Linked DNA regions of Mus musculus: region 1 is linked to region 2. A link is a loop called in an ENCODE intact Hi-C map of the cell type or tissue named here. Cell type or tissue: gastrocnemius. All regions are shown on one strand. Links, peaks and the distances in the headings refer to the core of each region. The heading gives the core; the rest is flanking DNA.

Region 1 (13,145 bases), core at 4,539-12,538, 340 kb after region 2:
CACGCAGGTTTGAATCCCAGCACCCACATGACAATTCACAACTGTCTGTAACCCCATTCCCAGGGCATCCAACACCCTCTTCTGGTGCACAGACACACATGTGAATAAAATACACATAAAACAAACAAATCTAAGAAGAGAAAGTCACACTCAACAAACAAAGCCACAGGGCGCCATTATATTACATTTCCTATAAACAACAAACAAGGTCGGTCTTCTATGCCTACAGTTCCCAGCGCTACAGACTGAGCTGATCTTGAGCAAGCATATTTGAAAACGTCACATCTGCACTGGGCAATAAAGACTCTTTTTTTTTTTTTTTGGTCAGTATTTCCTTAAAACAGAGAACAACTATTCATACTACATGGCCCACTCCATCATAAATAATCTGAAGATGGCTTAAAATATACAAGGGCCACAGAAACACCACAGGGGGTACAGGTCCTAGCCCAAGGATCCAAGTTCAGCTCCTAAGGCTAAAGTAAAAAGTGGGGTGTTGAAGCTAGAGACATGGCTCAGTGGTTGAGAGCACTGTCTGCTCTTCCAGAGGACCTGAGTTCAATTCCCAGCTCCCACTTGGCAGCTCACAACTGTAACTCCAGTTCCAGGGGATCCTACACCCTCACACAGACAGATATGTAGGCAAAACACCAATGAACAGGTGTGAGATGAAAATATTTTTTAAAAAGAAGTGTGTTTTGGCTCCAATCTATAATCCTGCCACTCCTACTTCACAGTGTGAGGTAAAGACTGAAGGATATTCTGGAAGCCTACAGGCACCCACCCTGCAACAATAAGACCCTGATTCCATAAGCTGAGAGGAGAGAAGGAATGACTGAAGGTTGTCCTCTGACCTCCACCCAGGAACTTGCGCACGCCCACACACAGTGATGGCGGCAGCAGTGGCGAGAATGTGAGCAAGTTAGATATTAATATGATACCATTTTGTATTAGAAACTTAACCGCCGGCAATGGTGGCACACACCTGCAATCCCAGTACTTGAGAGGCAGAGGCAGACAAATTTCTGAGTTCAAGGCCAGCCTCGTCTACAAAGTGAGTTCCAGGACAGCCAGGACTGCACAGAGAAACCCTGTCTCAAGAAAAAAGAAAAGAAAAGGGAGGGGAGGGGAGGGGAGAGGAGAGGAGAGGAGAGGAGAGGAGAGGAGGAACTTAACCACCCAAGAATTGGGCACCCACAGTGGGTCCTGTATCAAATCTTTTTCAGAGAGATAGATTGTACTTTAAACTGTTTAAGGCCAGGGAAAATGACTCAGTCAGTAAGATGCTTGCTCTGCACGTGTAAGACCCTGAGTTCAGATCCCCCAGAATCTGCATAAACAGCCTGGCATGATACTATGAGCCCTTAATCCCCACACTGGAGAGGCAGACATAGTGGTCCTGGGGTTCCCAGTCCAGCCAATTGGTAAACTCCGGGTTCAGTGAGAGAGTCTGTCTCAAAAACTTAGATGAAGAGTGACTGAGGAAGGACACCCAGTGTCAATCTCTGGTCTTCCCACCATGCACACATGTGCACCATGTACATGTATACCAACATGCTTGCACATAAGAAAATGCTTACATGTTTGTTGTTTATCTGGGGGAGTCAGGGGGTCCCAGGTATCCTGAGTCACCTTGGGCAAGTCTATATCTAAGGAGATTCCAGTGGCCTGGGGCAGCCTTGAGCTAGCAGCTAAGGACTGCAAGGAGGTGGCCTTCATGGAGACCAGTGGCCACGGTGTACCAGCTCAGACTAAGGACACATGCTCCTGAAAGAATGGAGTATGTGTGGTAAAGTACTGGTTTCCCTGGCATGACCACTGGCCACTGACCAAGTTAAAAATGAGTCTCTTATCTCCCTCCTGGCTCAGGGGTTTCTCCTGGAGGAAAGGTCGAGGAAGGATCAACCTGTGGGATAGGCTAAGGAGCCGGACAACCCAGAGAAAATGTTCTCCCACCTCAGGTAATAAACGTATTCCTTTCCCCAAAAAATACCGTTAAAGATATATTTTTTTAAAAATCTTTAAAATAAAAAAAAATACCTTTAAGCTGACCTCCTGCCAAAGTCCACATCAATTATACAGCTTCAGTCAGGCGGATGCTCGGGAGGGGATAATGTTACATCCAGCTGGGTACTTTGTAGTTAGCACAAATGTAATATAACGCGCAGCAGAGTTCGTCAAGTGTCTGTCTGGATTTTCAGTTTTCATTAGCGCCATAATTAAAACCACATTTTCAGCTCTATTACCTGTAACAAGAAAGGAATGAGAAATGAGGTTGCCAGGGTCAGGCTTTTCCAGCTATTTATCCTGAGGATCTGCAGGCCACAAGCTGTTGAATTTGCTGTAAACCAGAGCGAGTGGCCCAACGTCGCACCCCGACCCATCCTGTGTGGCTTGGGAGGCACATTTATGAGGTCACTTCCTTTGAGTGGCCACTGGGCCTTGATGTCTGCAGTGCACACAGGAGGCGGGCAAACCCACATTCCACCCCAGGGCTGGAATCAGCCCGTGCCCTAGGAAGGGACTTTTCTCCTGTGCAGACCCAACTGGAGACAAGGGCTGGACTGAGCAATGGCTCAGTGGTTAGAGCACTGCTCTTGCAGAGTACCTGAGTGGGTTCCTAGTACCCATATCAGGCAGTTTACAACTGGACACCTCGGGCCTTGTGGGCAACTGCATTCACATGCACGTACCCACACACATATACATAATTAAAGATAAATAGTAACTCTTAAAAATAATCCAAAGACCATAATAAGGAAAAGAAACAAAGAGAAAAGGACTCAACAGAGACACATCCTGAACAGCCCCAGGATATCCAGTCCTCAGACAGCCTCACTGAGGACAGCAGTCCTAAAGCCATCAAGAGCATCACGCAGGAGGGGGCAGGAGGGGGCTAGACTGGCATGGGAATGTTACCCCCAACACACACACACACACACCACTCCTGTGACCAGCACACACATGCACACACATGAACTTCATAAAGTCCACCCTGCATGCAGCAAACCTTGTCTCTCAGCTTCAGAGCAGACCCTGGAGCAGATGCTGGGATCCTGGCCAGTCCCTACCACTGTGCTGGGCCCATTCGCCCTCACTGTTCTCTCCCGTGCTGGGGTGTTTGTGTGTCTGCTTCTGCCTCCTCCTCCTCTGCCACACAACCTGTTCCCGGCACAGTGGCCAGACTTCATTACTGCTCTTCACAAACCCTCCGGTGGCGGGACTCCAAGCCTCTCACAATAGCTGCCTGGGCCCTCACCGTGCATTTGGAGGCCCCATCCCTCTCCTCCCTCTTGTCCTGGGGTTTCTCTCATTGCACCTCCCACAGGCCTCTTCCTCTACGTTTCAGGTGCCCCGACTGGGGCTGGCAGTTCCTGTCCTTCTGCCTGGAATTCACAGGGATCTGAGAATTTCAGACTTTGCCTACTGGAAATTTCTCTTTCTTTTTTACTGGGAAAGACTTTCTGGCCACCTAACTTCATGACCCGAGCCACCAGTGTCCCACGCACACAGCTAGCCACGGCAGCGTCCATTTCTCCTCCTGCTTCTCTTCGCTTCCACATATGGCTATTTACTAGTTGGCATGTCCCCAGTCCATAGAGCCCAACCGCAGTAAATAGTCAACGATGTCAAGAGAATGCCAGGGAGAAATGACTAGGGTCGGATGGCAGCAGTTGTCTTTCTTGGGAGGTTGCGGGGTGGGAGTGGTGACTAGTCCCCTGCCACTCAGATAGAAAGTGAGGAAACCAACCATTCTCAGACCCACCATCCTAAAGATGGGTGTATGGCAAGTCCTTGGAGTCTGCCCAGCAAGCCCTCCACAGCAAGTCTTCAGTAGCTCTTGATGAGTAGCTCAAGCTGGACTCCCACATGTAGGGGCAGGGATCTCTGACACTTACCCAACAGCATTGTCCTCCTAGCAACCCATTCCAGGTCCTGGGCAACTAGGCTGGCACACTGAGTCCTGACTTTGATGGTTAATTTGGATTCTCCTTGGCTGGGCCACAAAACCCAGACCCAGAGTCAAACACAATTCCAGATAGCTGTTCCAGAAAGCATTCGGGAAGGAGATTTGTACCCAAAGTTGTGGAGTTTGAATCAAGCCAATGGGCTTCTGTGACCTAAGTGGCCCTGTCCGATCGGAATGGGAAGTCTGCATAGAACAAAAGGCTGGCCTCTCTTCACTGGAGGAACTCTGCATCCTAGGTCCTTCAGACATGAGAGGCAGCCCTGGCTCTCCCCCTGTCTCCAGTGGGACAACTCAGGAGGTCTGGATTCCCCAGCCTCCATGATGTGTGAACCAATGCCTTACAATTCATCTCCATTTATCTACGTGCCCATTCTCCTCGTTCTGACCCTGGGGGGTGGGGGTGGGGGGAGCTTGATTAAAACACATGCCTAAGCTGTGAAGAGTACATTCTCCTGGGGTCGACCTCCTTCCAAGACCCACTTGCTTGAGAAACATGAAGGTACAATCAGATGGGAGTTCTTCCCAACATCACCCAGTCACTCCACTTCCAAGGACACCCTGGTGGTCACTTCCCCTGTATAACAAAATAAAAAATAAAATAAAAAAAAACCCTTCTTTGCCGGTTTATTCATCAAAATAAAGTGACTTCATTGTTTGGGGCCTCTGGGAAGAGCAACGCACTGTGGCAAGAGCCATGGTCAAGCAAGCAGCTTCTATCAGGAAATGAGAAGCACACAGGAAGAGGTCGGCTTGGCCAGGGAGAGACTCCTGTGGGTAAGGACACTTGGCCTCAAGCCTGATGACCTGACTCTGACTCCTGGGACCCATATGACAAGAAAACTGACTCCAGCAGGTTGTCTTCTGACACACACATACAGAGAGAGAGAGAGAGAGAGAGAGAGAGAGAGAGAGAGAATAACTTTAAGAGACCTGACCAGGTATGGTGGTTTGTATATTCTTGGACCAGGGAGTGGCACCATTTGGAGGTGTGGCCTTGTTGGTATAGGTGTGATCTGGTTGGAATAGGTGTGTCACTGTGGGTGTGGGCTTAAGACTCTCACCCCAGTTGCCTGGAAGTCAGTCTTTCACTAGCAGCCTTTGGATGAAGACATAGAACTCTCAGTTCCGCCTGTGCCATGCCTGCCTGGATGCTGCCATCCTCCAGTGGTGATAATGGACTGAACCTCTGAACCTGTAAGCCAGCCCCAATTAAATGTTGTTTATATAAGACTTGCCTTGGTCATGGTGTCTGTTCACAGCAGTAAAACCCTAACTAAGACACCACGGTTCTATATTATCTTCAAAAGTACATCCTCAATGAGATATACTTCTCAGGGCTGGAGAGATGGCTCAGTGGCTAAGAACACGGACTGCTCTTCCTAAGGTCCTGTGTTCAAATCCCAGCAACCACATGGTGGCTCACAACCATCCGTAATGAGATCTGATGGCCTCTTCTGGAATGTCTGAAGATAGCTACAGTGTAGTTACATGTATAATAAATAAATAAATCTTTTAAAAAATCAAAAACAAAAGAAATGAAAAAAATCAACAACAAAAAAAAGGAATCTGAAAAAAAAAATAAAGAGAGATGTACTTCTCAATGAGAAAGGCTAAAGCAGAGGACAAAATTAGATCCACTAGGACCGGGGTAGGTGCAGGAGAAGTGGGAATTGCATTCTCAATGGAGGCTCTTAGGGAAGGAATGCCTACTTCCTTCCCTGTTTTTGAATGACTCCTTACAGCTCCCAGCATGCAAGTCATTGCCACCAAGAGCTTAAAGACTTAGACCCTTGTTCCTGAAGGTCCCATCACCTCCCACTAGTGCCACCCAGAGGCCAAGTCTCTAACCCAGGGATATCTGGACCTCTGGTGGACACTTTACCCAGTGCACAGCAGCTGTGGGGATAGGAACATACTTCTTTGTTTATGATGCCATTGTGAGCCATTTTAGTAGGAGCGATAATGCGGCTGCAGATGTCATGTGTAAACATTGCATCGTGGCTTTGTGCTCGTGTGTGAGTGAGTCTGAGAGGCTGCACGGGAGCAGCGGTTGAGAGTAAGGCTGGCCTGTCAGCACCCCAGTCAAACCGCTGAGTCAAATCCACCAACCCCCTACATTTGATGTCTGTAAAAATGGATGCAATCATAGAAACGATCAGAGGGTCTACCAGACCCTGTGGAGAGACGCAAGTGGGGCTCGCGTTATGCCTGGGAGTGAGGCTTCTCTGAGAATCCTGTTTCTACTTACTGCTGCGTCCTAACCCAGCCCTCAAAGAGTCTTCTGGAAACGTGTACAACGCTTTGCACTTAGCCTCTGTGGGTTGCAAGTAAATAGCAGAAACATCTTAGGGGAGACCTGAGTCCCAGGGAGCTGGCAGTGCAGTGGAGGGGAAGATGTTCTCTTGGTGGACTGAAGCAGGGACCTCAGGCCCCACCTACAGACTGGTCTCTTCTACAGTAGCTCCCCAGTGGTCACGTCCCTCGCTGATTACTTCCTTATGTTACAAGGCCCTCGAATTTTATTGCCAGGCAGGCTGTGAGGGAACTCCACATGTTACTCATGGATTCAGAGAAAAAGTGATACATAAATGCCCACTCCAGAAAAATATCAAACTTTGTTTCTGGCCTGAAGAACTAAAGAGAAGAGAGGATGCATTGTGGTGAGCAGGTAAACGCAGAAACAGGACATAGCTCTGGGCGTGATGGACTAGGAAGAATGGCGGAGGGGAATGGCTTCTCTGTCAACTTTTACAACTACTTGTTTCTATGGTGGAGGGCAGTGGATCCTTGCATGCCCCAGTGCACACACGGAGAAGGGAGGAGAGCTTGCAGAAGGTCAAGCTCTCTCCTTCTACTGTGTGCATCCCAGAAAGTCACCAGGCCCCTTGGCAATTGTCTTCACTGGTCGTCTTACCACCCACGAGTGACTTCTTAATGCCATGGGGTTACTTCAGAGGGTTGGCGATGGTTTGCAATACTGTCAATAAGCTAATTAAGTTAGACATTTTCAAATGGTGGGTTTCATGATATGTGAAATTATACCATAATTTGATTTTTTTGTTAATTAAAAATGTCTGGCTGTGGAGAAACCTATTCAGATGGGATAGACAAAAAAGAAAAGGAAAAAAAGAGAGAGAGAGAGAGAAAGAGGCCAGCTCTTCTGAGAGGCTTCTCTGATACTGAAGACTAAGGGACCAAAGGGAGCCAGCCAGCCCAGGAAGGTGCAAGGGAGCTGAAGGGAGCCAGTGCTGGGCAGGGCAGATTTGCTGTTCCTCACTTGTCTCCAACAGGAAGGGAGAGGGGGTGAGGTTAAAGCAGAGGAAGAAAGCAGGTCCCCTAAGACCCTGGGAGGTGCAGGAGAAGTGGGAAATGCATTTTCAATGGAGGCTCTCAGGGAAGGAATGACTGCTTCCTTCTGCCATTTTTGAATGACCCCTTGCAGCTCCCAGCGTGCAAGTCATTGCCACCAAGGGCAAGGCAAGAGATTCCAGAGAGCTCGTTCTAGCAGCTCAGCTTTCCCACTTTGAACAGAACTGTAACCAAAGGTTACAAATTACAAGATAACTTTGTTACTAGGGAACAAGCAATCTGCAACAATGAGTTTCTTGTCTGTCTGTAAAGGGGTACAGGATCTCCTAACTACAGAGTAAGAAAAAGGGTTTCTGGCTTCTTGTCTGGGGCCAGCGGCTATGCTATTATTAAAACAGGAGTGCCCTCTAAAGGTAAAAGTCTAGATTGCAGTTTACTATTAAACCCAGCCTGGAACTGGATTTAACAGTATGACTGACAAATGACTGTCAGCCACATTCCACTGTGGCAAGCCAGTTCTGTGTTACTGGAACCTGGAGGGAAATATATAAAGGAAGAAAAATTAAAAGTTTTTTGTGCAATTATAATATAAACAATATTCAACATCTTCTGTCTTGAGCAATATTCTCCCTCTGTAGGCTGAAAGGAGAGAGACGGGAGAGAGAGGAAGAGAATGAGGAGAGAAAATAAAACAGGTATTCTAGCTTACAATGTGATTGTTAGGAGACAACATGTGGTGGGATGGTCATCTCATGTTTGGCAAACTACAAAGTAGTTTAGAAATGCAAGACTGTGATATCTAAATGAACAACAGAGTGATACCAAGCCTTCTTGGTCCCTGTGGTAAGGGCATGAGACAGGTGGAGTCCAAGACACCAGCCATTCAGCTGTAGTATGAATGTATTTGAAGAAGTAATGATATGTGGGGAGATTGGGCAGAGAGACAGAGAGAGGTGAGGTGATGGGTGCAAGCATGAAAATATGCTGTAAGTTTTTTGTTTTGTTTTGTTAATTTCATAGGGATGGATTTTTTTTTTCAGAACAAAAAGTCACCAGAAACAAGTATCTAAGTGGTACACACCACAGCTCCCTTGCCCCCAGCACTGGGGAGGGGGATCTATTTGGGAAAGAAAAAGAAAGGGAGGGTACGTGGCACCTCTAAAAGTGGCATCGACGTTTGTAGTGGAGCTCACTCCTTTAAAAGATCCAGGCCACCTTAAGTACCAAAATGAGAAAGTGTCCCTGAGAACTACAGGAGTTGGGGGCTTGAGGTAGATGAAGTCCACCCTGTCTTTATGCAACCTCTGACTGATAGCCATTACAAACCCAAACCTATTCACTAGACAGAATGCTGCCCAGCTCCACCCTTATGTAGCTTTCAACTCTGACCTGTCCTCTCCGTGTTGGCTTTGGTTCCCTCAGTCCACGTGGGAGCCCACAGGCTTTTTCACTCACTTCTCATCTTACCTCCTGCCTCGTCAGCCAGGAATGAAGTAATAATTCACCCGGTTGCTGGCATTCCCATCCATTTGACTGCTCCTTGCCGGCTTCACCATTCAGGCCTTCCAGTGTTGAACTCCATAGCAGAGCAAGCCAAGGAAGGGGACCTGCCTCATGCTGGCTTTTTCAACTCAATGAAAGTCTGGAAAGCAAAGTGAGAGACTATGGCCCACTGGTTTCTTCTTTCTTTGGATTTTGTGCTCTTGTGAGGCTGGGCTGTTTGTAGACTGCATTTCAACTTCAGCCTAGAGAGGGCTTTCACACAGTTTAAAAGAAAAGGCGACTGTTATGTAGAAGCTTGTTAATACAATGCTAAAAAAATAAGTGTGGTTCAGTGAGACCCTGGGTTTCATTCTCAAAACTGGAGGGAGGGGGCAATACTGTGAATGTGTCACATGCATGATCTCACCACTTAAAAGGCTGACACAGGAAGATTGCAATTTCAGAGTCTTGATATGTTGCTAGCCTGGGGGTGCTAAAAATGCAGATGAGGGTACAGGGGGTGATGGTGGGCATGGGACAGGAGAGGAAGGGAGGGGAGGGAGAAGAAACCATGCTGAGATATATCTCAGTAGTAAGCACTGTGTAGCATGTGGCCCATGTCCCAACATTGCAGGAAAAGGAATTAAATAAATATATTACTGGATTCGCTTTTCCTAACGCTAGCCTGCTGTGGTGGCCTTTGAAATATCATATCACTTTTGTGTCCTCAAGTTTGTTCTGTCTGGACTGCAAGGGGCCTGCAGCGCCCCCTATTGGTTGGTTGGTTTAGTGCCAGCTCATAGAGGACACAGGTTCTGACACAGTGTAGAATGCCCCAATGAAAAGGGTTCCAGCTACTTCAACTGCAATGATACAGCCACAAACAGATTTTTCACATCAGAAAGAAAAAAAAACTTATTTTGGAAGAAAAGATCTTTCTCTTTTATTATAATAGAAGGTTTGACATTTGAAATGGGGAGGCACCCAAGACGAGAGTGGTCAGGGGGAAGGCTACACACATGGGGAGGCACCCAAGACTAGAGTGGTCAAGGGGAAGGCTAAGCACAAGACTAGCAAGGAGGTCAGTTCTCAGAAAGACATCCCACAGGTCAAAGCCAGGGATACCTAAGTAAAGTAGACACTTGTGGGCCCGTGATAGGTAGACCTGTTCCCCATTGAGCTAAGGCTCAAAAACCTGGTGATCCTGAAGGGATGGTAGGCGCTTCTCCTGGTTCCCAGGGACTAGGCTCCTGTCACTAGCCTGAGCCCCCACAGATTGGTGGCCATCAGTCACATAAGGGCAACACCTCAAGCCCCCACAGGTAGAGGATGTGACCTGTAGTCACATAGGCTCAAGGCAGAGCTCCATTTTAATGACGTAACTAAAGGCCTGGAGGACTTAGCCAATACACTCTCCTTCCCAGACACTCCTCCCGGCAAAAGGCATTTAACCTCAGGCCCACCCTGAGAAATAGGGTATGGTTTTACTCATTCTCTTTCTGAAATGACAATAAGTGCCTTAAAACCATGGACTGCCTCTTTTCATCAGGATCCAAAGACCTTTGCCTACAGAGCCACCATCTAGTCTCCCCTAGAAGGCCTCTCTGTGCTCCCAGCCACAGCTGCCACCAAGCCCAAGACTGCTGCCCATCAAGTCAAGAACTCCCCCTTGGGACCAGCTAGAGTTCTCCCCGCCCCGGGGTCCTGAGCCACATCCAGCCTATGGGCCCCCACTCCATTCTTAGCTCTTCCTCTGCTCCTAGTGGTGCCTGGGTGTCCAAGAGCCTAAGAACCAGACACCCCAGCCTCACCACAGGCCCAGGAACTCCTACACTAGCTCTGGCTGTCCCACGCCTCAGACTGTACTTCCCCACCCCAGGAGTGTGTCCCAGGCCCGGGGATGGCGTGGGGTAAGTGTGGTCAACTCCCCGTGTCCTGCCTCCCCGAGTGGCCAAGCCTTGTGGTAGAGCAGACGGGGGACCCCATAACCTTACAGACACTGATGGGCCCTAAGCACATGACAAAGCTCTGAAAATGAGAAAAATCACTGGGTTAGCGATCTGGAAGCGTCACGGTGTGCAAGGTGGGAATGAGAAAGGAAGCCATGGAAAACAACATTGCAGGACACATCAGGGCTATCAATTCCTAGCAAGGGCCATTTGCATCAACGTTAACTAACGCGTCTTTAAAAGGGCTAAGACACTGAGCAAAACAAAATATGTTTTTACATGGTACCTGCTGACATCCTCAGCTTAATGTCCTCAGGCAGGGGTCAAATGAGAGGCTGAAACCACATCTGCCTCCGTCACATATTGCATGCACACTCACCACAGCTGGCCTCTGATTATGAAGCCCCTTCATGCCCGCTTGCTCTTACTTTTCTATTGGCTCTTTTGCAAGCGCTTCCTCCGGACAGGAAAGTCTCCACTCTGCTGTGATGTGCAGCATCAGGACTCCAGGCGGCTTGTTGGGGCCTCACTGTGTTTACCTGTGAGGGAGGATGAACGGCTGAGTCAGACCACCTTTGTGAACTTCCAGAACACTCCATTAGATGACGCACAAAGGGTCGTATATTGCATGATCCCATTATCTGAAATATTCCAAATAGATACATCAACACAGTCAGGATACAAACCGGTCTACAGTTGCAAAGGATCGTGGGAGCAGGGATAGGCAAGAAGGCTGCAAGGAGTTTTGCATTGGCATAGTAGGAAGATATCAGGAAGAACCAGAGATGGTGGTGGCTCCGAGTGAGTGAACTAAATACCACTGAACTGTTTACCTGAAAAAAAAAAAATGGTGAATTCTATAAGAATTTCTCCTTGAGTAAGTTATAAAAAAAAAAAAAAAAAAAAAAAAAAAAAAGCCCAAGATTGCTTAAAGTGGAGAGATGCTTGATTTTATACGAAGGGCAGAAAAGAATTCTGGAGGGGGTGATGGAACTGCTGTTTGCTTGGCTGAGGCTGTAATCGCTGTCTGCAACAGCCCAAATTTGCATAGTGATGTACAAATAAGCATGATTTTTACTGTATGTAATTACAATTTACTGTAAAAGCAAAGATGCATCCAATAGAAACAAAATCAATGCTACTGTCTTAAAGCTTCTATTCCTGAAATAAAACGCCATGACCAAAAGCAAGTTAGGGAAGAGGGAAGTCAGGGCAGAAGCTCACGACAGGAACCTGGAAGCAGGAGCTGAAGCAGAGGCCATGGAGGCACGCACTCACTGGCTTGCTCAGCCTGCTTTCTTATAGAAGCCAGGGCCACAGCCGCAGGAATAACACTGCTCATTGATCTGGGACCTCCCACATCGATAATCCCTCACAAAAAAGCACCACAGGCTTGCCCATAAGTCAACCAGATTCAGACATTTTCTCAACTGAGGCTCTCTCTTCCCAAATGACTCTCGCTTGTGTCACATTGACAGAAACCTAGCCACCACAGTTACTAACTAAAATGTGCTGCAGACCACTTCCTGAGAAATAGCTATTACATAGGACGGACCAAAAAGAAATCTATTCTGAAATATTATTCTCCTGAAATAAAACCACATCGGCTACAGCTGAAAGGAGTCCACACTGCCCTCCCCCACTCCGCGTACTCGCTGCTCACCGTGTGAGGATTTGATGTGTATAAGCTTGTTAGAGGTCCTAAAGACTTTTAAACATACATATGTAAAATCATCAATGGTATATAACCAAAGAAAAGTGGAGGTGGAGAAGCAGTCCCTGGTGCTTGAGTTCAAACAAGCTGTGTGTGAGACCAGGCGGCATGTCCAAGGTTGATTGGATAAGAACCTAAAGTATTCTTGGCAATAACGTTTTTGTTACTTTGTTTCATTTTGTTTTTCTACACTTCAAAGGTCTTCTGGCTGTCCAGTGACGCTTGACAAATGCTGTGAACCCTCTTGGCTCAAAATACTATTTTGTCCTTATCCCCCATAGTCCTGTGGAGTTGAATGGGCTCAGCAGTACAGTTCTCGATAGGGAACATCATGGGATGGGATCGCTGCTCAGGCCAGCAGAGGTCTGTAAGTGGCCCACACCTGGCCTCTTCCTAAGACCTGAGGGCCACTGCTCATTGCTAAGTTCCCAGGGGAGTGTCCCAGGAACAAGCATTCCAAGAAATTCCAGCAGAAGCTCTGTGACCTCTGAGGACCCCTGCTTGGAAATCATCCATTTGTCATCCTATCCCCATCTCCACTCTCACCCCACCCCACCCTCCCAAGCTGTTGGTTCAAAAGCAAACTGCCCTGGGGAGATGACTCTGCAGTTAAGAGTGCTTGCAGCTCTTCTGGAGAGAGCCTGGATTCCGTTCCCAATGCCCACATCTGGTGACTCACAACTACCTGGAACTCTGCGGCCTCTGAGGATGACGGCACACA
Region 2 (16,701 bases), core at 4,534-12,533:
GAGTTGGGGGACCTGAAACCACAGTTGGGGGCAGGGGTGGTGCCACCAGGTGCAGGCTCTCGCGGGGCGGGGCTGGGTGGGGCGGGAAGGACGCCCCCTGGTGCCCCCGCGGCTGCCGGCCTGCAGCGGGAGCGGGAGGGAAGCCGGATCTTGAAGTCTGTCCAAAGCCTGGGGTGACGAGTGGGGTCTGCCAGCTCCGCGGCTGCGCGGGGCCCTCGCAGTGTGGCGCTGGCCTGCGGCAAGAAGGGCGGTGGAATGAAGCACCGTCAAGACTGAAAACAAAGTCAGCAGGTCACCTGGCAGGTTCTGAGCGAATTACGCAATGAAAGCCCCCACACAAACTTTTTTTTTTTCCACTTTTTCTTATTTTTTTTGGTCTTAAGTTCCAAGGAAGCCGGTTGCAGTTTAAGGGTGGGCTGGGATCGAGTCAGCAGCTCTTCTAATGTGGTTAAGACTTTGCTAAACTCCTCCTCGAGGGCGATTCTCCCCTCCTCTTCTCTAAGTAATGGAATCATTGTGGGGGTGGGGGAGACTATAAAAGGAGAGATGCCAAGCTAAGTGCAAGCGTTCATAAGGTTCTGGGGCCCAGTCTAAGGCAAAACCTAACTTAGGTAATCTCCTCACATTCAAGTTCATCTTCCCCTAGGCCTCCTCACTGTGCTTCAACAAGCACCCGTCCAAAGGGTTAAAGCCGATCATGGCGCCTTGTTTTCCACGCTGACATTTGTGGCACTTGGACTATTTTGTTAACTAGGTATATGCAATTCACAGAATTTCACGGTAAATTCCCCAGACCAAATATTTGGCTGAACAAATAAACAACATTATCCATTCCTGAAAATAAGCCAGTGAAAGAAGGTTGGGGGTGGGGGAGTGCTTGCTAGAAAAAACCGACCTGAGCTGACAAGCCATCAAGCTAGGACCTTCAGTTTAAGTGCTGGTGATCTGGGGCTCTCTTTAGAGAACACAGGCTTCTCAGAGATTTGCTGAAGACCAGGCAGAGCAAAATGAGGTCTCCCAAAGGAGAATCCACGATGGGCTGTCCCCAAATGCTTGATTCAGGCGCCATACCTTGACTATAAGGGACAGCGACCTGTGGGGCTGGAGCAATGGGAAAGAGGCCTCTTTTGCAAGGAGTTTGGAGGAGCTGTGGAGTCTTGCTGCCTTGGCCCAGGGCTCTGATCTCCTCTCTCCACCTGCGCTCTCCAGGGAGCCGAGGCTTTGGCAAGCACCCCACTTCTATTTTTATTGGTTTCCACTAAGCTGCTCCTTTTGCAGGGCTGTAGGACTTCAGTAATTAAAAACAAAAACGAGTCCTGCTTCATCCATCAGACTTCCAAAAGCATATGCAATGCTGCTGTAGAAGAATGCAGGGTGATACAGAGAGAAAGTTAAGCTACTCACCCATGCCTGGGCCTTGAGTCTGACACACCTCCCAAACAAGACTACCTTCACCTTCAGAGAGAGATGCTGATCCAGAGGAATGCCCTTCTCCTGGCCCTTTCTGCAGGAGCAGAATCCCCACTATTTCTACCCTAAACCCAGCTGACCCTTCCAGAGCAGGGAGACACTTAAGAAGTGGGCCTGAGCTGGGAGGACTTAATTTAGCTGCTGGTAATGAGAAAAGTCAAAGGCATCTCCTACAAACACATCCTTTCAGAAAGCTCTTCCTGTCCTTAACTAAAGGGATCTCCCACCTCTAAGCCCACTGATGTCTTCTTTCCACCTTTTCTTCCTTTTGTTTCTTTCTCTGATTTTTTTTAAGACCTTAGTCTCATTTGTCCCAGGCTAGTTGAAACTTGCTATATAACTGAGCATGACCTTGAACTTGAGTTCCTTTAGCCTCTACTAGAGAGTCAGGAGCCCCAGTGTGTGTCTCCTCTCCCACTACACCCTGACTCAAGCAGGGAATCACACCCAAGGTTTCCTGCCCTCCCAGCAAGCCTCTGCCAACTGAACCACATCTCCAGCTAAGAGCATTCTCTGCACTGCGCCACCAAGTTAGTCTTTCTCCTTGAAGAGCCCCTGCTGCAAATTTCAGTTCCACAGGAAAGATCATATTCTGTCTGATCCTGGAGAATGGTGGAGGTGCTATCAGAGAAACAAAAGACAAGAGATCCATGACTCAGTAAATGCCAAGAAATATCAAAACACTTTCACAGAGCCTGCTTAAACACTGACCCTTCAGTAGCTCATCCTATTGCCAACTCCTTTTCCCTAACACAGTCCTGGGATGCTCAAAGAAAGCCTTCATGTGAGGAATAAAGGATAAAGGTTAACAGTCCCTTAACAATGGAGACTCCTACCACACGTTATATGTACAGAGTAGTCACTAAACTTTTTCAAGGTAGGGCCTACTGTTTGTTTTATTGGATAAAATCCAGCACAAAAAACAAATGAAAAAACAAAACAAAACAACAACAACAACAAAAGAAAGAAAGAAAGAGAGCTAGCTTTAATCCCAGCACATGAGAGGCAGAAGTAGGCAGATCTCTGTGAGTTTGAGGCCAGCCTGGGCTACATACTGAGCTCTAAGACAGCCAAGGCTACATAGTGGGACCCTGTCTGGGAGGGGGCGCAGAAACAGTAAAAACAAAGCCCTGCTTGAAAGGACACTGTGTATGTACAGGTTGGATTTGGTTCAAGAAGAGAAAGATGCCTGCCAGGACTGAAGACACTCTGGGGTATCATGAAGCCAAAGGTGGGAATGAGTCTCCTAGAGTCGAGATCTCTTCCTCCACAGGGCTGAGGCGCTGCCACTCCACAACAGGTGAGCAGAGCTAAGATGAGCCCGGAAGTCCCAAACCAAATTCTTTCACCTGATCTACTCCTTTCATCCACTGTTTCTGCAGGGCACGTGTCCTCCAGATGGCAGAGGGTGCTGCTTCCTTGTTAACATTAAATAAGAATGGAGACCAATCCATCCTGGCCATTGCCATCTCTCTGCCATCACTGGCTCCTGCCCCCACAGCTGATAACACCTCCAGTTGCCACCTCTGACTTTCAGTCTACCCACAGCCCCATCTCGACATTCAAGAGTATGGAAGAGGAAATAAGATAGAAAGGTCTTAGTTTATCTTTAAAATAATGACTCATTTTATTTTCTTTTAATATGTAGTTATAAATATATTTGTCAAAATATATGATCAATATGGTCAAAACATTTGCACGTAAAGTCATAAATAAGGTCAAGGTGAGTTGTTTAGGGTTTTTTTTTTTCTTTTCTGTCTTTCATTTTTTTTCTTTCTTTCTTTCTTTTTTTTTTTTTTTTTTTAAGATAAAAGTCCAGCTATAGGGAAGCAGTTTGTGTGGTATGTGTAGGTGGTTGAATGGGAACGTGTGTGTGTGTGTGTGTGTGTGTGTGTGTGTGTGTGTGTGTGTGTGTGTGTCCGCCCTCTGGACTGCCTGATCTCAGCGGCATCCACACCCCTCTACCACCATCTCCTGATAATTTTTCAACACCACCTTGTCATACTCATCCAGGTACAACATGGAAATGGCACTCAGTTCAGTGGGGACACAACAGGCCTTAGGGATACTAGAATTAACAGAGTTGACTAGGGTCTGCACAATGGCATGGTTGGTTGAGTTGAGGTGATCAGCCAGTGGAAAGGGACAGTCCCCGTGGCAGTAGAAGGCCTGGTAGCCGGGTGGGGCCACAATCCAATCATTCCAGCCCACGTCACTGAAGTCCACGTATAGTGAATGGCGACGGCAGTTCTTATTCTTCTTCCTGGACCGCTGTGGGTGATGCTTGGGACTACGTTTGGCCCTTCTGCGGGTCAAGGTATGGCCCCGGCCATCATGGCCAAAAGTGACCAGGAGGGGCCGGAGTTGGGCCCAATCTCCACTCCCTTGAGGTAACGATCGGCTGATTCTGACGTGCTGGCCCTGGTGGGTCCGTGTCTGGTGGAGGTGAGTCACCTCAATGGCCAGCCCATAATTGGGTTGCTTTTCCCGGGTCCAGCGAAGGACTGCAGGGCTCACATCGAAAGTTTCCCACCGTGTCACATTGTGATGGACTAGTCTGGTGTCCAGTAGTCGTGTGATGAGGTGTCCAGGAACCATTTCTGCTGGGGGCTTCATAACCTCATAAATGTTTATACGGTGGAAGCCCTGTTCCCAGTCAGGGCCCTGGTCCACCTGCTCCCGAAAGAGCCGGAGCTCTGCCGAGGAGATCACCTCATTCTCTGGGATGCTGCTGAGGTTGAAGAGGAAACGAAAAGCAGAGCTCTCACTGGTCCCTGGGATGTTCTCCAGATGTTCTAGGCACAGTTGAAAGGGGAAAAGAAAAGGCCCATGAGCTTTTCTGAGACAAAAAAAAAAAAAAAAACAAACAAACAAACAAAACAAAAACAAGAAACAAAAACAAAAAATAGCAGAATTGGTTGAATTCTGCTTATATAGTAGAAACCTAAGGGGAGGAAATTACTGTGCCTTTTAATTTGAAGGAGTAGAGTTGTGGAGCAGCTAGCAAACCAGCAAAACTTAGCTCACATTTGTCAAACACCAAAGACAGAAAGTATCTCCCAACCTCCTTTATATGCCTAATAATTTCCATGTGTCAACTCTTTTACTCCACCACCCTTGGACTCCCCTTTTAAAGCCCCCTCTTGGCTTTGTGTACAGTTTTCTTTACAAGTGGTTGTAAAGAAAAAGAGGGGCCACCCTCTCTCCCTCTCCACTTTTGAGTATGTTACCAAACATTTCCCCAGCGATCCTAGAAACACAGAGCACGCCTTGTTGATCATGTTACAGAAGGGAAAATAAATTCCAACACGGTAATGATGCTGGAGGATTAATAACTCAGATTTACTTTGGAAAAGAAACATCCGCTAGGAAACATTCAGATCGTATTACAAGGCCCCTATTGAATAAACCTGACAAACACACAGCTGTAATATTAAATTCAGTAGGTGCTTTGAACAAAACGGGCAGAAACCCTGGCTTTGATATAGCTAAAGCACACCGCTGGGGCTAGCAGAAGTCTGAGTGCTGTCAGTCCGCTTCTCCCAACGTAACCCCCTCCCCCATCACCACCACTACTTGGTCTCCAGAAAGTACCCTCAGAGGCAGCTCTGGAAAGTTGAAGGTAAGAGGCCCTGTTCCACAGTCTCCAGGACTCGGAGCTTTGATGTAACATGAACTCTTCTTCCCCGGGGGCTTCCACAACCCCTTCAGCTTGCCCTGCCAGCTGCCCACCCCCCACCCTCTGCCCCGGCGCTCTACCCCACCCTACACCGCCAGGACTAAGAGCACAAACTGACCTTCGTGATGGAAACTCCTCACAGTGTTGGCTCGGCTGGCGGGACGCTCCGGGTACTCAAGCCCGGTTCCCTGGCTCTGCTCTTCCTCCTCCTCCTCCCCAGACTGGAGCCGGTAAAGATCCCTCATGTAATCCGGAATGACGGCGCTCTTGCTAGGCTGCGGACGGCGGCGCAGCCCAAACATCTGTAGAAGTGTCGCCTCGAAGTCCCGCAGGAGCTCATGGCTCTGCCCTGAGCGGCGTCCTCCCGCGTGGCCCTGAATCTCGGCGACTTTTTTCTTCCCGGTCTCAGGTATCAAACTAGCATGGCTCGCGCCTCCTAGCAGGACTTGGCATAATAAAACGACCATCAGCATTCGGTTACCAGGAATCATGGTGTCTCTGGGGAGGGGGTTGGGGTGGAAGGTTAAAGAATAAATAAACACCGATCAATAGCGAGAAATAGAGATGTCTCTGCATATGCATATAGGGGTAGCAACCGACGGTCAAGATGTAAAACAGGTCCGAAAGATCAAGTTTGTGTTTTCTCCCTCACACCCTACACACACACACACCAGCTGCAGCCATGCACGGCCCGAAAGTAAGAATCGCCCTGTAATTACTTGGTCTAACTTGTTTACACTCAAATAACCCCAAATCAGATAGCCTCCATCCTGTCCCAACGGCTATCTGAGCCATGATCTCAGCGTGGCTTCTTCAAGGATAAACAGTTAACATTGAGGAGGTAAAGGGGGGTGGGGGAGGGAGAATTAAAATGCCATCGCTCTTCACTTCGGACCTTCAGCCTCCCCCCCACCTTCTCCACCCCCCCCCCACCCCCGCCCTTCCTCCGCCCTCCAGCCCAATTTCCACAACTTCCAGCTGGTTAAGAACAGGAGGAGGGGAGAACAGAGCTGTGCCGGCAGGGCTTGGACCGGGCAGCAAGGTCCAGTGACTGGGAAAAGGAGTCAGGGGGCTGCCCCAGTGACTTTGTGATTTATTTCATTGTAGTCGCTGCGTTGAAAATGCTCACTAAAGAGTCTTGTTCCCAGGGAACGGTAGGGGTGATTCCAAAACGAACATGGTTTTGTTTTTTTTGGTTTTTTTTTTTTTTTTTTTATGAGGCAAGGAACTGGCCTTCCCAGGCTAGTGGGACGGGACTGGGAAGGGAGTGGTTAGCCCTCAAGGGACAGCCCCAACCTGAGGACCTTTCATCTATTTGGTCCCTCGCGCTCCCTCTTTCTTGCAACGCAGCGGATCAGAGAAAACAGTGGGAGCGCTTTAAAAGGAGCCCGTACATTTCGAGTGTCTGGCCTTGCAGGGACCAGAAAGAGAACCATAGCGCTGCCTGAGAGTAGGGCGCGGGCACTGAAATGGAAGTCCGACGGGAGGGACAGACAGTGGTCAGGGATGGGAGGACAGAGTGAAATCCCAAGAAGGGGAAAGAAGAGGTGTCTACTCACTGACAGAAAACAAGGCATATAATAACAGTCCATGATTCTTGGGAGCCAATCTTGAACAAACTTGCTGGAAAGGCTCAGAGAAGCTGCGGCAGTGCGTCGCTCCGAATGGCACTACGGAATGGCTCCTAAAATGAATATTTGAATATAATGAGACTCTGGAGCAGACAGGCTCTGTTTTTCTTCCAGCCCCTAGGAGTCACGTGGACCCAGAGGCCCCGCCCCACTCACCGAAGAGCCCGCCCGCCCCTCCTCCATCCTCCCACCCCGGCTGGGTCCAGCCCCTGCGAGCGAGGCCAACCTCCGCGCCCGCAGCTGGAGCCCCAGCCGTCTGGGAGTTGTCCCCGCCTGCTCTGAGGAACTCTCGGCGGGACACCAGCCACTGGCGCGGCTCTCGGTCGTAGTCGCTGCACGCAGGGGACGTGGGGCACGTCTCTACCTGCGGCGCGCAGTGCAATGCATCTGGCCAGGTTCGGGGACGGGTTATCTGAAGCCTGAGGATCAGGGTGCACTTGAAGACGCGTCTCTTTACAGCGCCGACAAAGCTTAAGTGCAGCCGAGAGAGGAACCGAAAAGACAGTTTACCAAAGCCTCACGACAGCGTTCCATGAAAAGGAAAGCGCATAGGGACCCTCCAAGGGCGCGCGCGCGCGCGCGCGCACACACACACACACACACACACACACACACACACACACACACGCAAACACACTCGCACACTCCAGCACTTCCTCCACAGGGTCTCCGAGAGGCCAAATAATGCTTCTAGCGACAGGCAGCCGACCCCTAGCGGATCTAACTTCCAGCCAGAAGACTCTGACCCCGTCGCCAACTCAGTCCGCCGCGGGGGTGTCGGGGTTTGAGCGGTGTGGGAAAGTTAGAAGGAGCGGCTTCTGAAGTACTGTCTAGTAGCCCCGCCAGAGTCCCCGCACCGTGTCTGCCAACCTCAGCGTCCGCTCCAGCCAAGCAGATCCTTCAGAAACCGGTCGGCGGTGCCATTCAAGGCAGAGGGGGTGGGCGGGGGGTGGGGGGTGGACGTCTGAGCTTCTAACTCCGGACAGATTCCAAAACAGGCGTCGCCAAAGAAAGAGCGCATCACATTTTTTTTCAGATCTCAGAGTTGCAAAGGCTTTACAACTCCTACCCGGCACGGAAAGGAGACCCCAAGCGCGATCCCAAGCGTCTACAAACCCGAGAACAGCTTTCGGCCTGCACTCGACCTCTCCCTCTGGCTTGGCTTACTTTTTAAACCACCTCCACCCCCACCGCCACCCCCGCGCGCGCCACTTCCTTCCCCCACCCCTTTCCTCCTTTTGCACCAGCTACAGAATCGCGGCTAAGATTCCTCCAAGAAATTCACCAACACAACTCGGGTGGGGTTGGGGGGGGGGGTGACCTGACTATCCTAAGATGCCTGGCCTGTTCTAACCTCGGAAGCGCAACTCTTGTTCCAACAGGTCTTTGCACGGGGTCCATCCGAGGACCGGAGTCCCAGGACTCCCCCGCTCCAGAGCCCGCTCCACCCCGCCTCTTTGCCTCACTTAGGAACTCGACGTGTCCAGCTGGTTTTCAACCTAACCTCTCCCCCCCCCCCGCACCGGCCCCAGTTTTCGAGGCGGGGGGCACTTTCGGGAAACCTTTGAGAAAGAAGTGTAAAGGATGGAGAGTCACGTCCTTCCTGGCGGCGGTGGCTGCCCAGCGCCATCCCACACTGCTGCCCTGGGTGCAGAGACCGCGGGCGCCCCTGAGCGACAGTCCGCTCTCACCACCATCAGCGCAGCTTTCTGAGACGATTTCTCTATTCCCCGACCAGCGTCGCCGCTGGGAATAACTGGGAAAGCGCTGGAAAGGGCAAAGGGCTTATTGTTGATTTGTTTATTTGCTTTTAAGGGGGAAAGAGATGGCGATATGCTAGCGACTGGCGCACGCGGAGCGAGGGCACCGTGGAACCGCCGACGCTCAGGATCCCCGGACAATCCTGTGCCTTTGGCGGTGTGTGGAGCGCTCTCGACGTTAAAGCCCAGTAAATAGACGAAGGACTTGTTTCAATTTCAACTTCACAAGGATCCCTTTCTAATCACTCCTTTCTTCCCTGATTTTTTTTAATTAAAAAATACAGATCAAAGTAAATTTTCATCTCCTGGTATTTTTTTTTTTCTTAATGGGGTTGATACAGCTCCTGGAGGCAGTTACCCTTCACTTTCTCCCCAGAATCTTCTTCTAAAACCAAAATTTAATAGTAGCCTCGGTTTGCCAAATATGACCCTGCTAGTGATTCAACATCTCACAAAACCTTCAGTTCATAAACCAGGATACTAAAAAAACTATCAACCAAAGCCGTGGCGGGAAACCTTCTGAGTCCCCGGGGCCCAACTCCACTGCGTGTAAGGACCCCGCAATTCCCGAACCCTTTGGAGTATCGCAAGCTCCTCATTAGCCCTGCTGGCATGTCCGCACAGACACAGCATGGCAGAAGACCCGCACAGGTAGCCTTTCGGCATCCTGGCCACGGTCCGTCGAACCTTACACCCCTTCCCAGGGAGGGGAGAGTACCAGAAGGCAGAATGCATGGGTGCCCATGTCTAAGAAAATAGCTCCTGGAGATGGGAGCGAGTTCTGTACCTACAGTTCGCTAGCTCTCAGGGGCTGGGAGGGGGTGCGTTGGGGACAAGATTAGGTGACACCCCGCTCAAGGAAGCCTCTCTATCCCGGGTCGCGCTTTAGAGCAAAGCAGGACTACAGCCTCTTTTGCAAAGCTAGCTCTGGCTAGGTTCTCTCTCCTAATGAAGCAGTCCTCAGTCCCCCACTGGTGTTGAAACTTAGAGTTGACTCCCTCCTCTCCCACTCTTATAGTCTAAGTGGAAGCAAACCCACCAAACCCCACAGTTCTTCCCAATGACCTCTCTTCCAAGGCCTTCTCTCCTTCCCGCCTCTCCTGGCCCGCACCTCCCTAAAGTAGGTTGGATAGACGCAGTAACATATATGGAGGTGCCTTTTAGCCTCCATCATCCCACCTCCAACACTGTTGGAGAAGGAAGGAGGAATAGGCCAACTTTTGCCTCGGTTACAGCCTGAGCCCCATCCCCAGCTTCTACTACGGGTGCACCTCGAATCCTCAGAATAGCGCCCCTCTCCAGGTTGCCCTGCTCACCATTGGTTCCTGCAGAAGCGGGCTCGCCAGCAGCTGCTTCTGGGGACCTCTAGAAAGCTGCAATGAACCTGGTCGAGGGCCAGAGACTGGATCGCTGCAGGCTCCAAGACGGTTTAGACGAGAATCCCATCAGGGACGGAGACCAGATACTCAGGCTGGGTTGCAGCGCAGCGGCGTCTTAGGCTGGGGTCTCTCAGCTCGGATGCCGAACTCACCTAGCTTCCGGGCCAGGCCTCGCGCTCTTGCCTTCCCACCCTCCAGCACCACCCTCTCACATCTACTCCTTCCTTCTCTTTTCCCTCCCTCTCTTTCTTCCCTTCCTCCCCAGTCTTTCCCCCCAGCGGCCCCTCCCTTCTTCCCTCCTCCCTTAATCGCCTCCCCTTCTGGGGATGGGAGCCCCGCCCACATCCTCCCATCCAGCCACGGGGCCTCGCCTCGCCTGGCAAGGCCCGGGTCCGGAAGATTGCACAGCTCCCCAGCCCTCAGTTGCCACCTTGGCTGGGACCGATGCCTCCAGCTCGGGAAGCAGCCGGGGCTCACCTGGGGACCACGTGCAAGAGGTACTAGAAAGCATGCACCAACTAGTCTCTGTACCTTCCAAAAATACCCATGGGAGTCTGGGCTTCCCTGAGTTTAGAATAACTGCTGCCCAAACTGATGATTAAAACACTGAGTAATCACCATTTACCCCGAGTAATTAGAGATAATGAAACACCTCTAAAATCAGGTTATGGAGAAGGGAGCTGTTGGATTGGTTTAAAGGGTGGCCTTCCGTAAACTGTTAAAGGATTCCCAAACGTTGAAACAGGCTGTGAGCAGGGCTGTGTGCCCGAAGGAGATACCTCTTCAACTATTAGGAGGTGACTTTCCCCCCAAAAAAGTTTTTGTGAGATGTTTCTTGTGGACATTTGAGAATTGCACCAACCCCCCTTAAACTGGGTGCCCTCCATCGATCCCCCAGGTCTAACATTTCAAGTGCACAGAGGTAGTTTGCAGGCACTTGGCAGGCAAACAGGCCTAGGCCTTGTAAGACAATTAGAAAATCCTATTTATATCTCTGAAGCCTTCTTAACTGCCAGATGGTTATTTTGTTTGTTTGTTTGTTTGTTTGGGACCTTCCAGGAAGGTAACACAGTGCCTTTTAGGCCATGTAGAGAAAAAAACAAAGTGCCCTTTGGCCCCTTTTTAAAAGAAGGGAGATGAGGAATTGAGTCTTTCATAACAACAGTAAGAACAAGAGTTGGTAATCATGCTAGCTGGGAGGTGGAATGTGGCCGGCTTTTAAACCTTCCCAAACAGGAGCTAATTTCACACCCTGCCTCTGATGGAGCTGGGAAGGAACTATCAGCTTCATCTTTGTTTTTACAAACGAGGATGGGGAAGGTGAGCCAGGCTAAGAGTATTTGCCCAGAGCGCTGAAGGAAATCACAGCCTCTGCTAAAGGGAAAGCTGCAGGGAAGGGGTGAGGCCAGCAGCCCAGAGCTTCAGGTAGCTCTCAAAGGGCTGGAAGATAGCAATTTCCGGTTCTTGGTTTCTGGGGTGGGTGTTATACTCCCTTGTCACCACAAAGCAGTCTTGACCTAGGGCCGCTCATCTGACCTTTGTACTTACACACCTTCAGAATTTAAAAAAAAAAAAACAGGAACGAGTTCCTGTATTCTACTGGCCAGAGACAAAGGGTGAGAAGGAATGTCAGGTTGGAAGGAGTGTTAGAGGCTGAGCACAACATCCTGACCATCCCCAGCCTGGAGCACACTGTATGCCCCTGACTAAGTCCTTTCATTCCAATGGGTACCACCTCTCTCATCCAGAACAGAAAGATCAGCTCAGGTCTCCATGAGCCCTTTCTATTAGAAGACGATTGATTCCCTGCGTCACTGTCACTTTAGTGAAGTCACATTGGAAACATACCTTCTTTCATTTGAAATCGTTTCTAAGTACACCTTCTCTTTTAATCTCCGATTAATCAAGGTATGGCAATAACACCAGACCGAAAAGATGACTGAGAAACGTACCCACAGCTTCTAACACAGCCAAAATTACAATTAATTATTTAAAACAACAACACAAAATTAAAACTCCATTACATTACATTACTCTATTACATTACTCCTGGGGCATCAGGCTCTGTGCTCCCATAGCAGGTTGAAGGACGGATTCAGTGCTCACCAATGCCACTACATCAATCACTGCTGCTCCAATCATTAACACAATGTGTTCCTTAATATTTAAACTCACAAACAGCAGCGATTCGTTGTCCTTAGGGGTGCAGCTTTGCCTTTAATGGATTTGGAGGCACGGAGCGGGGGGAGGGAGAGTGGTGTTTGTTCATTTTTCTTCCTTACCCAAATGTTGTTTGAATAACAGCTATTGTCTCATTTTGCTGAAACCCAGACAATAAAGTGACCTTTGGCCCAACCAGTCTGTGAAACCCAGTCTGAAAGTTTCTAATTAAGCTACCTGACAAACCCTATTTAGAATCTAAAATGGATTTCTAGGTGTTTGATGGGAAAACCCAGCTGTTATCTCTGGGGACAGCTGTACTTCTTTCTTCCCCAATTTAGATGGATACAAACTAGCCAGGTAGAGTGGTGCATGCTTTAGCCCCAGAACTCAAGAGACAGAGGCAGCCAGATGATCTCTAGGTGTTCTGGGCCAGCCTGGTCTACCTAGCGAATTCAGGACAAGCAGGACTATGTAGAGAAAGACCCAACTTTAAAACAAAAAACAAAAAACAAACAAACAAACAAACAAACAAAACCTTACCCATCAGCATCTTTGCTGACCCAAGCAAACCTAGTCTTCCTTGTCTCCCCACCCCACCCCACTCCCCCACCCCCCGCCCCGCAGCCCCCACCTCCCAGTTATGCTAAGTAACAAATTAAGTTTGGTGTGGTTTGGTTTGGTTGGTTTTGAAGCAAAGTCTAACCAGACAGTGATTGCAGGTATATACCACCATGCCTGGCCAATGAATACTCCTGTTTTAAAAGTTATTTTACATATCCTTTCAGAGCTAATAAGTACCATTAAAAAATAGAAACAAAGACATTCTTAAGTAGGTAAGGGATATTTTTGAGTAAAGCTTTATAAACAGTTATCATTACGTCCAGAAATAGGTCTATAGCAGTGAAGAAATTTCTGCTTTGTTTTGTTTTGTTTTGTTTTGTTTTGTTTTGTTTTGTTTGCTTGAGACAGGGTTTCTCTGTGTAGCCCTGGCTGTCCTAGAACTTGATCTGTAGACTAGGCTCGCCTGAAACCCACAGAGATCCACTTGTCTCTGCCTCCTGGGTGCTAGGGTTAAAGATTTATACTCCCTGGCTCAGGAAAAAAAAAAAATTCTGATTCTGCAGGCATAGTACCTTGATTCTAGGTCCCAAATGGCATGGGGTCTTCAAACATCGCCATTTAGATGTCTATCTTAACTATAAGGGAATACTTTGAAGGACACTCCAGCACCATGGCTAACTTTTGCAAGTAATAAAACAGATCAATTTAAAACGAAATTAGAAGCCATCTTTGTAATAACCTAGATCCTTAGTTCTCTCACGTGGATATTACCATAATTTCTCCTTTGTTCTTGAGCCCTTGCAACGACCCACTTCAAACCCTTCTTCTGCAGATGAGATTCTAAACTTAACAAAATCCTCCAAGGTCTCAGAGCTCATAAGTGATGGACCTCGAATTCAGACCATATCATCTGTCTCTTCCTCCACAAGTCTTGAACAGGACCAGCAGGAATGTGGATGCCTGTGGCCACAGCTTCCAGCTAAACAAGACTTGTCCCAGCAGGTGCATCCAACCTGCAGCCCGTGGGCTGCATGCACCCAGGGTAACTATGAGCGTAGCCAAACAAAAACCCATAAACTTGCTTAAAACATGATGGGATTTTTTCCCCCTTTGAATTTAATTTTTCCAGCTGTGATTGTATGATTTTCCAACAAGAACTCTGCAGATGACTTCATCATGACACGGGATCAAAAAAAAAAAAAAAAAAAAGACACATCTTCAGGGGTTTCCCAGGCCAAGGAATCAGTTGCTGCTTTGCCACTGGTGATCTCAGACCTGCTGTGTCTCTGACTCAGCTTCCCTGGTGCTGGGATTGTAGGGATGAGTGACCCTGCCCTGGTGCTGGCACTGTAGGAGTCTGCCACCCTGCCTGGCTCCCAAGTTATCAGATGGCAGAAGGAAATGGAAGAGACTGAGGAAGCTAGATTCTTCCCATATAACCAGCCCATCTTAGGACAAGACTTTCCTTTGGCCTCCCCTAAAAACAGGCTGGGGTCTTAAGAAAGAAGCCAATCTTCTCTGTGGGTCAGGGTTTCCTCATGAAAATGTAGGGACCAGCAGGTTCCATACAAATTTCTCAGGGCCCAGGATTCATCTTGGTTAAACCATAGTCAAATTGCTTAACCCCTAGCACATCTATTTCCTCCTTCATAGTCTGAGAATAATTTTTATTTCATAATGTTCTTATAAGCTTAAGTGAATTAATAAAATAAAATGGCAGGAACAGCATGGTTCAGTAAATATTAGCTAGTATTATTCTTTACAGGGTACTGACCAACTGAACAAGGCCGAACATAAAGAGATGTATTTAAAGTTTTAAAAATTGTACTGAAGAAATTTACTTAAGGAAATATGCACGTGTGCAAATACACATTCACTTGTACAATTAATATGACAACAATTGCAATTTAAAAAAAGAAGTTGTCCAGAAGCTTCTAAAGGAAGGGATTGTGTCTCGCATACTTTGATCTTTCTGGTGCTGCAGACATCTCGGGTATTTGCTGAACAAAAGCTGTTGTTTGCGTGACTAACATTCCCTAAGTTGCTACTCATGGGGTATGTCTATGTAGATTTGATCCATGAAAATATCTCTGGCAAGATAACCCATAGCCATCAGTCACAACTACCAAAAAGCATGAAATGATAGGCCCCCTGATGTCCAAAATATCTTCTTGTGACACTTCTGATTTTTACAAACCCTCACTTAAGAAATGTCTCTCTCCCTTTTTCTGGCTCTGAAAGTATTTGTGTAAGTGCTAGGAATTAAGTCTGGAGTCTTACACATGCTTGGTGAGCATTCTACCACTGAACTACATTTCAGGCCCCAAGAAGAAATTTAACCCCAGTTGTACAGTTTTTTTTTCCTCACAGCATTTAAAATTTTTGTCAACCCTTGATTTACCTTAGCCAAATTAAATAATAGAGGCTGAGCGTATAACTCAGGGGACTTATCTGGCATCTTTTAAGCTCTGGGTTTGATCCTCACACCATAAGAAAAAAAGGAGAAGAAAAAGAAAAGAAAAGAAGAGAGGAGAGGAGAGGAGAGGAGAGGAGAGGAGAGGAGAGGAGAGGAGAGGAGAGGAGAGGAGAGGAGAGGAGAGGAGAGGAGAGGAGAGGAGAGAAGAGAAGAGAAGAGAAGAGAAGAGAAGAGAAGAGAAGAGAAGAGAAGAGAAGAGAAGAGAAGAGAAGAGAAGAGAAGCAAAGGTAATAGTAGTATTTCAGTCCTGTGCTTTAAAATGTTTTGTCCTTCTGTTTTTAAAAGGAATATGATTCCTTTAAACAAAGAATCGTAGCTGAGCAATGGTGGTCCCAGCACTGGAAAGGCAGAGACAGGTAGATCTCTGAGTTCAAGGCCAGCCTGGTTTACAGACCTGAGTTCTAGGACATCCGGGCCTGTGAAGAGAAACCCTATCTCAAAACAAAACAAAGGTGAAACAAAACAAAAAATTCTTTCAAACTATAACATCAAAAAAGGACAGCAAATTCTAATTGGAGCCCTAGTGATTTCAGGCATAAAACAAGACACTATGCTAACATGTGATGCATAGGTGACATTTAGGAGCTCTTTGTTTTCCAAAACTGGTCCTCACATAATGAAGGATTCTGAGGCTGCTTCTCTTCAAACATGGTCAGCTGTCCCTACCTAACTTCATAGCAGACACCCTGTGGAGAAATAAATCCTTGCCATCCAGTGTAGGAAAATGTTTAAAACTCTGGAATGTCTTTGTTCTCAGCCCACAGGTCCTTCTCGTTCTCCTTCTCTGCTTGGTGTACATGACCGTGAGACCCGGACAAGAGTGTAGCTTCACTAGAGGATACCTTTTAGAAACAGGCCCTGCCTACTCCTACACGGATGCCTGACTACCTAGTGAACGATCGTGGTTTCTCAATGACAGATCAGCTGTGTCAGAATAACTAACATTCTCCCCTCAGTGTGTGCTAAATGCTTCCTAGTACTTCACAAGGAAAGCTTTCTCCAAAGAGAAGTGTGATGCTAGAATGTTTTTATCATCTAAATAAAAGTTGGAGACTTTTTCTCAAAGAGCGAGAATTTTAGTGTGGGGAGGGCCCGCTTTCCTTGGTGTCCAGTTCAAGGATCAGAGAGTATGCACAGCAAGAGTATGTCAAAAATAGTTGTTAATGTTTGCTTTGGGACAGTTTGTTGAACTGAGTATCTGAGATTTGTAAAATTCTCTCTCTTTTTACTTTCTATTTAATTTAAATATAATTCTATCATTTTTATCAGTTTTTTTAATTCATTTGTTTGTTTGGAGATTGTTTGTTTGTTTGTTTGTTTGTTTGTTTGAAGACAAGGTCTTCTGTCACCCAGGCTGCCACTGGAGGCTGGTCTCAAACTTCTGACCCTGTTGTCTTCACTTCCAAGTGCTGGGATAACAGGTGTGTGACACCATGCCATTTTTATGAGATGCTGGAGACAGAACCCAGAGTTTGGTCCTGTGAGGCAAGCACTGTACTGACTGAATATATCTCCAGCCCTTGCAATGACTTCTTTTTTTCACAAGTATCATTGACCATCCTTTGAAACCCTCCGGCAAGAA

What was found. A loop is a pair of places that touch in the nucleus more often than their neighbours do. Peaks named below come from ENCODE experiments on the same cell type or tissue, not always from the same donor. Only the 100,000 strongest peaks of a DNase experiment are listed, where the experiment ranks them.
Region 1: a loop joins it to region 2, with 2.1 times the contacts of the local background. A loop is called at or near these places in 10 of 42 quality-filtered maps.

Annotation. Positions count from the first base shown.
Region 1 is chr14:46,716,413-46,729,557 of GRCm38, forward strand. No RefSeq gene overlaps it. Among named protein-coding and RNA genes, the nearest start is that of Cdkn3, 38 kb to the right of the region's middle. In gastrocnemius, for the core only: CTCF peaks have their summits at 5,818 (motif pointing left), 7,684 (motif pointing left) and 9,525 (motif pointing left); DNase peaks (open chromatin) are centred at 5,824 and 9,530.
Region 2 is chr14:46,380,448-46,397,148 of GRCm38, forward strand. Bmp4 (bone morphogenetic protein 4) reads right to left here and starts at 10,222. Exons shown (of 4, transcript NM_007554.3): 1 at 9,857-10,222; 2 at 6,709-6,833; 3 at 5,268-5,647; 4 at 3,078-4,265. The coding sequence starts at 5,640. The coding sequence ends at 3,412. Gm15222 (predicted gene 15222) reads left to right here and starts at 7,031. Exons shown (of 1, transcript NR_166856.1): 1 at 7,031-8,835. It overlaps Gm15217 (predicted gene 15217), which reads left to right. Exons shown (of 4, transcript NR_037981.1): 3 at 2,630-2,770; 4 at 2,853-3,161. RefSeq lists promoters at 5,637-7,253, 6,806-7,804, 7,897-9,854, 9,905-12,536, 9,905-11,311. In gastrocnemius, for the core only: CTCF peaks have their summits at 7,523 and 8,458; DNase peaks (open chromatin) are centred at 7,011, 7,407, 7,543, 8,338 and 1 more place; H3K4me3 peaks cover 5,948 bases; H3K27ac peaks cover 5,620 bases.